Regions from separate parts of the Homo sapiens genome. Here all the other regions are linked to region 3. A link is a loop called in an ENCODE intact Hi-C map of the cell type or tissue named here. Cell type or tissue: A673. All regions are shown on one strand.

Region 1 (2,500 bases), 70 kb after region 3:
ATAAGGAGGAGCAGAAGCATCAGCATTTGCCACTTCCATGTGGATGACATCAGTAATTTGGTCCAAGGGCAAACTTTCGTGTTTGCACAATAATCATCACAAAGAAGTTTTTTTTATCGTAGGACAAAAAGTTAAAGTGAAAATATTTAGTACATTTTCTCTCAAATGGGCTTTGTATGAATAAGGTTTTGAGAGGATCCAAGAACAGACCAGATTGATCACCTTAGCAAGAACGATGGGCAGAGAGGGAAAGAAACAGAGAGGAGGCCAGAAGGACCAACATGAGAGAGCAGAGAGGAGACGGAGGGACAGGGGAAGTTTGAGAATGAAAGGAGACTGGAAACCCTGCTATGCAGTTAAGATGGTTTTTATTTAAAGTGTGGTATAATCCCTTCCTTGACATCCTACCCATCTCTAAGAAAACCTTCAGAAAAGGGCTATATTCCCCTTTAAAGCTTTTGTAGATATGTGTGTGTGTGTTGGGGGTGGGATGATGTGAGGATGGGTATTTTGTGTATGATAAAATAAGCCTTACAGTCATAGTCAAAAGGCCAATTTAATTCCGATTGCATAAGTAAAGTAAAATCATAGTTGTAACTAGTAAATTGACTCTGCTGATTGAGCAATTGAGAGGAACACCCAATAATAAAGAATGAGTGAGTTACAAGTGGGTTTCAAAGACGTTATCTGTAGATTTGATTTACGCTCCTAAGTATTTGCACACAAGACTGCAGATGTTTCCCTATAAACATTTTCTTAGCAAGGTCAAAGAGGGCCCGGTGAACAATGTAGTCTTTGTACACTTAAAATTTTAATATGGCTTTTTAAGTTTCTGAAGGCCATATCAACTTTGGTGTCTGAGATCTCTTAATGGACTACAGGGTCTAATCTCACAAAGGTCAAAAGCTTAAAGAGAAAATTGTGATTATTTTTATTTCCACAAAATGGAAAGAAACCCATAGAATACTCATAGAACAAGAGATCCTCCTCCTTCTTAAAGTCAAGTTCTCAGATGCTCTCAATTGATTAAAAAGCTTTAGAATAAGAAACGAGGCTAAAACAACATTTAAATGAGACTTTTGGGGGACAATCTAGTGTCACACACGAAGTTGAATGAACCTGTATTTCCCTAAAAGGAATGCTGGGCATACTCAGAGTGCTAAGATTATTGAGAACCGTCGCATTATTGAAGTTTAAGTTATCAGGAGAAAGCTATTTATTGGGCTTTCCTTGAACCCTAGAGCTTGATGAGATCTCTAATCCCTCTCAGCAGATAAAAGCCGTGAAGGATGAAGTAATGTGTGATATCCACTAGGGGGCAGTAAAAGCTGCAAGTGTTCCCAAGGCAGGCTCTTTAGAATAAGGTTTTAGGAGTCATGATGAGGAAGTAAGAAAAGATCCCTAAGATCCCCAAAGACAACAGATGAGCTCTCACCATGCTCCTGGTGTCACAGTGCTCTGAATGGATGTGAGAGGTAATGGGTTTGTAGCCTTCTCTGAGAATGCCTAGATAAGAACACACAGGCTCATTTCCTTCTTTTGACCTGTTGCAGAAATAAGCCAAACAGAATGTGCATACAAGCTCAGAAAATTAGTACCTGAAGTAATTTGTGCTAGCAGCTAAGGATGACAGACAATAGGCCAATCAGAACTTAGGTAGAATAGAAAATTGCAACCAACCCTCTGAGCATTATCTTTCTTCTATCTACTGATAATCATTGGGAATTATATTTCTCTTACCTTAAATATCATAATCTTCCTGATCTTCAAATGAATTGTTTTTGCAGCAGCACCAAGCTCTGTGTATAGAGATAAAGGCTAAATCTCTGACACTTTGGTCTTCTGCCTCTAAACCATCCTACTGCTTTCAAGAGTTCAGCTCTCTTCTCTGTCCCATTTCCAGTCTCAGTTTCATCATCGTAAAATGCAGGACTTGACTTTATGTTTTCTTTGATTTTCAAGTCTCCATCCCTGTCATCTTCCAGTGCTGTTCTGGGGTCACCTCCCATCAGTCCCCACAGGCAGTTCTTCCCAACTCTGCATTCAGTGACTTCAGGTTGGCAGCATAAAATCAGCCATGGTGGAAGCATTTACGCCGCAGAATTGGCAAATGATATAAACCAGGGTGCTTTCCTTCCTGGAGAGCCAGTTGTTAAACATTTATCAGCATACCAGTAAACCTCTCTCCATTCAAGTTCTAACTTTCAGCCTGATAGACATAACTATTTGAATGTATCATGACCATCTCAAACTGTACTGGCAAAAGGTAAAACCTGAGTCTCACATTTGTTTCCTTTTCCTTCTCTACCCTCTGTCTCTTTTGAGAAAGAAATGACACATTTTTCTTTTTATTTTTTTGAGATGAAGTCTTGCTCTGATGTCCAGGCTGGAGTGCAATGGTGCGATCTCGGCACACTGCAACCTCTGCCTCCTGGGTTTGAGCGATTCTCATACCTCACCCTCCCGAGTAGCTGGGATTACAGGCACGCGCCACCACACT
Region 2 (2,500 bases), 110 kb after region 3:
ATTTTCTTGCATTTCCATGTCTCCTTGTACCCGTTTTCCTTACTTCAGATTCTCATTACTGTGTTTTCCTTCTTATCCCTCCCCACCCCCTATACACATAGTTATATATTGCTTGGTTTCTCCAACAGACCTATGCTGTGTTTCCTTACCACAATGAGCATGCCCGGGCACAGCCTGGGGGTAGCAGGGGTGATTCATTCTCATTCTTCTCTTGAACCCTCATGATACCAATGATAAGGGTCCTTTCCAATATGGCCAACATCTTTACTTCCCTTGTCATCTTTCCCCTGGATTACTGTATCCTTTTATTTGGGCACCTGCCTCTAGTTCTGCCCACTCCAGTCTACTCATTCACCCTACTGCTCTCAGAATGAACTTTCTAAATATAAATCTGACCTACCACTTCTGGAATGCAGTAGCTAGAACCTACAAACTCCAGATAAAATCCATATTCCTCAGCTTCACATTCAAGGTCACCTGTCACTTACCCATTACTTACTGCTCCAGATGTACTCATTCCCAGTTACACAGGTCCTGCACACTGAAAGTAGATCTTCGGGGGCACTGCTAGTGAATGAATGAATGAATAGCGCTTGCTCAGCATGGGAGGTTGTATGATGCAATGGAACCTGTATAGATTTGGGGTTAGACCTGTGTTAAGGCCCCTGAAACTTATCCACTGATATTGAGCAATTAACCTCTTTTAGCCTAATTTTCTCTGTGTATAATAGAAAATCTTATGCTCTTCCCACAGCTGGGACTAGGGAATGGTGACTGAGGGATTTACCTTGGACACAAAAATTAAGGAAGCACCAAAAATTCAGTAATCAAGAAAATATCTTAATACAATATTTTTTGGAAAAATCAAAATTGGTGAAAAAAATCCATGATGAACAAAATTTTAAAATTGTAAATAAAGACAGTATCTGACCCGACTCTGCTCTTACCCGACTCACCTCACTTGCTGCCCTTCTCATTGACATTACATTACTGGTCATTAGTGACCAGTGGCACTCTATAAACTGTAGTTGGCCTGGAATATACAGAAGGTCAAAGTGTTTCTATATTTTAATAGTAATTGGCCAGAATGATTTTATGTGTGTTCCACCCATTTGCAAATTTGGGCTTTAATTTTGTATGTCTTCTGTTATTTCCTTTTTTTAAGCAATTTCTTTTTAGTATCGCAGTTTACAAGAGTTTTGGTGAGCAATGGATTAGAAATAATTTTACAAAAATGTTCCTTCATCACAGATGGCTTAGGAAGCACTGCTCTGAAATTCAACGCAACCCCGAAGCTCTGTGGTTTTCTAGGATTGATTCATTTGTTTCTAACTGAGATGTACCGAACCGTGAAAGGATGTGGGCTGGACATACTAACTCCAAGGAGCCCGGGTATCATTGTAGTCCATGTCAATGGCGCCCCCTGGTGTTCGGGGGCGCAGCAGCCCTGTGCGAGTCCTGCAGCAGGCCCTCCTGGCCCATCCACTCGGTATACCCCACTTAACTTTTTTGCGGGGGCGGTTTCATTTTTGCTTTTTCTTTCTCACTTGCTGCTGCATTCATCTGGACAATGAATTCATCTGTCTATCTATTAATTCAACAAATACTTATCGAGCCTCTACTATGGGTAGGGCACATTCTCAGATGCTGGGAGTAGCGATCCATGAAATCTGACAGGGTACCTACCCTTAAGGAGCTTACAGTCTAGTGGAAAGGGCAAAATGAACAATTAAGCAAACAAATAAATGTATCAAACTTGTGAAGTGTTAGGAAAACTAAACTAAGTGTTCTGATAAACAAGAAGAGAATAAGGTTTACTTAAATCGGGTGTTCAGGAAAGCCCTTCCTGAGGACACCATCCCTAAAGGATGACAAGGTCTTAACAATTCAAATAACAAGTGAGAAACCCTGATAGGCAGAAGAAATGAAATGCATTAAAGTCCTAGGAGGGAAAGAGCCTGCTGTGTGTGGTCCAGGACCTGAATGGAGAGCAGTGTCATTAGGCAGAGGGGAACATGCCATGCAAGATTGACGAGGTAGCATGCCACATCATGCAGCATCTGTAAGCCACGGTGAGACGTATGCTCCCTACTTCAAAACATGTGCACCATATTTGAATTGTATATGATTTGGGATATTGAGTGTGATTAGCACAATCCCACTCTGCCAGAGATGCCTCCTTTAGCTGCCATGGTGGACACTTGGTTTTTTTGTTGTTGTTGTTGTTTGAGATGGAATCTCACTCTGTGGCCCAGGCTGGAGTGCAGTGGTGCGATCTCAGCTCACTGCAACCTCTGCCTCCCGTGTTCAAGTGATTATCCTGCCTCAGCGTCCCAAGTAGCTGGGACTACAGGCATGTGCCACCATGCCCAGCTAATTTATGTATTTTTAGTAGAGATGGGGTTTTACCATGTTGGCAAGGCTGGTCTTGAACTCCTGACCTCGGGTGATCTGCCTGCCTTGGCCTCCCAAAGTGCTGGGATTACAGGTGTGAGACACT
Region 3 (2,500 bases):
GGAGCCTGGACTTCTAACACATGAATTATACCTTAGGTAGGAAGCAGGTAAAGGAGAAGAAGGTGGATTCACCAGCTGGGAAAAAAGATGAGTAAAGCCAAATTCTGCCTCCTTCTCACTCCTACACCCTGTGCGGCTGGTCCAGCACCCGTTGGCTCTTCTCTTGGGTTTGTGCTCTGCCACAGCGTCCCCATCTGTTCCATCTGTTTCCTCGACACTGCACAACCTCCGGTAGCTCTTGATCCAGCCTGCCCAGAACAATGACTCCACATACCCAAGCTTCTTAGAAGAGAGTGTGACACAGTTGGCTACAGGGCATGCACGATAAAGAGACCCTGTTATAATAAACACGGGTTGCTCATTAGGAGCATATGGTTGACATCGTGGGGGCTGAAAGGTGTGAGCATGTCGAAGACAAAGACACCCATCAAACATCTCTTGAATGAATGCTTGTGGGCTGCAAAGGTTTCTGAAAGGAGCAGAGTTTCTGCAAATGCACTGCACTCTGGGAGGCCTGTGGGTTTCTGTGCCCACCCTGGTGGGAGGATGCCCCAACACAAGGCAGTTTGGTCCTCAGCTAATGCCCTATTGTCTGAACGCTGTTTTGATGTAGACCTGTTCCCTGCCCCTTGCTGATGCTCCATCAGGTAGACAGGGATCTCCCTCACTTCAGGAATTGACAAAGCAATTGTCTGATGCCGGAGAGGCTAGACATTGTCCAAACCAGCAAAGGGAGCTTTGACATCCAGAGAGAGAGCCTCCCTGAAAACCTAGGAATAAGATGCTCTTCTTTCCTCTACAAGAAAGAGAAATATCATCTGATGGGACAGCCCCCATGGTTTCAGCACCACCCGGGAGGGAGCCTAATTAGGAGCCTGTTGCTGACTTGCAAGGCTAGACTTCTCCCAGAATCGGGGTCAGGCTGGTCAAAGGCACTATCTGCAGTTCCTGCATGTCCATTCTGTTCATGCCACTAGGGGTCCTCATTGGTTTGTTCAGGACAGAGCAAAAGGCAGCTTTTGAGATAGAAACCACCAGAAAGAGGCCTTCAATTTGACTTCTTTGTGGGTCTCAGGCTGTGTGGTCTTGGACAAGTTACTCAGAACCCCTGGGCCTCAGTGTCCTCATTTCTACAATGGGAAGAAGAAGGGGCTGAGAACTTACTTTCATGGAGGACCTACTAGGTGCCAGACATAGCTTTTGTTTTAATAGAGGTTCCTCCAGAAACAAAGCCCGAGACAAGGACGTGATACAGTGGTTTCTTTGGAAATTGTGGATCCCAGTTGAGGGTGACACAGAATAAGGAGAAGCTGACCTTCGGGTATGTCACGGAGGGGCTGCTGAGCACGGCAGAGGCTCGAGCCCAGGGAGACCTCCTCAGCAGGGTAGAGTGCCTCCGGGAGGCTGGGCCATTTGTCTGCCAGCTCCTGTCCCATATGGAGTAAGGGCTGCCTCTGAGGATGATGCATTTTACCACAGAGTGGAGAAGTCCCCAGAACAGAAAGTGGAGACACATGGTACACACTTAAGGTGGGTGAATCTGAAACCAGACAAGCTGTCACTGAAAACAGATGTGAGTCGAAGGGCTGTGATGCAAGCACCGGGGCCACCATGCTCAATGATACATGTATAGATATACATAGCCTGCCAATGCATTGGACACAGACGAGGCAAGGCTACTGTCTTCCTCCCAGAGTTGAGAGGAGCATATGAAGGAAAGTGCTGATGGTGACTGATACAGGGTAGATTTTGACTAATAGAACTCAGCATCTTGCTGGGGCAGGGAGAGTGTAGCTACTCAGACATTTCCACTGCCACAGAACCCCTCCCTCCACCGGGGCCACTGTGTGTGAGGAGAAGGAGCAATGTGAGGAAGAAAGGGGCCCTTACCAAGGAATCATTTGGGAGTGATTCAGCAAACCTTCTGTCTGCTAAGAATGAAGGTCGTTTTAGAATTTCTCTGTGCTTACCTGTGTAGGTGCAGGATCCTAGATATTTTTGAGATGATTAATTAAATCCAACAGGGAGATAACTTTCAGCAGCACATCAAACAGCCACAGAATGTGTGGCTAGCATTACATTTATGTGTGTGTAAAATCTTTTTAATATAATTATTACTGCATTCCCAAAAGACATACTTTTCCCAACTAGAAGAAAGACAGAAAGAAAGGAAGGAGGGAATCAAGGAAAGAAGGAAGAAAGGGAAAGAAGAAAAAGAGAGAGAAAAAAGAAGGAAGGAAGGAAGGAAGGAAGGAAGGAAGAAATCTGTATTAAATGGAGAGGAACTTGTGAACATAGATCAAAGCACAACTGGCCTCACATCCCCTCCAGTGGAAAATGTCGTGAGCCTAACAGGAGAGCAAAGTTTTGAGGTGGTGGCCAGGGTGCAGACATAGCCTCATTATAATGAAGAATTACCAATGTAATTATTAGCACCTGACTTTACCTAGAAGCACACATCTGCATTTCTACTTAGGATCATTCATACCTCAAATTATCT

What was found. A loop is a pair of places that touch in the nucleus more often than their neighbours do. Peaks named below come from ENCODE experiments on the same cell type or tissue, not always from the same donor. Only the 100,000 strongest peaks of a DNase experiment are listed, where the experiment ranks them.
Region 1: a loop joins it to region 3, with 2.1 times the contacts of the local background. A loop is called at or near these places in 9 of 110 quality-filtered maps.
Region 2: it touches region 3 in a loop (4-fold over the local background); 14 of 110 quality-filtered maps call a loop at or near these places.

The regions. Positions count from the first base shown.
Region 1 is chr7:31,442,244-31,444,743 of GRCh38, forward strand. No RefSeq gene overlaps it. Among named protein-coding and RNA genes, the nearest start is that of ITPRID1, 71 kb to the right of the region's middle. In A673, a CTCF peak has its summit at 1,307 (motif pointing right); DNase peaks (open chromatin) are centred at 558 and 1,328; H3K27ac peaks cover 1,115 bases.
Region 2 is chr7:31,487,370-31,489,869 of GRCh38, forward strand. No RefSeq gene overlaps it. Among named protein-coding and RNA genes, the nearest start is that of ITPRID1, 25 kb to the right of the region's middle. In A673, CTCF peaks have their summits at 1,431 (motif pointing left) and 1,638; a DNase peak (open chromatin) is centred at 1,392.
Region 3 is chr7:31,372,559-31,375,058 of GRCh38, forward strand. No RefSeq gene overlaps it. Among named protein-coding and RNA genes, the nearest start is that of NEUROD6, 33 kb to the left of the region's middle. In A673, CTCF peaks have their summits at 966 and 1,167; a DNase peak (open chromatin) is centred at 1,003; H3K27ac peaks cover 317 bases.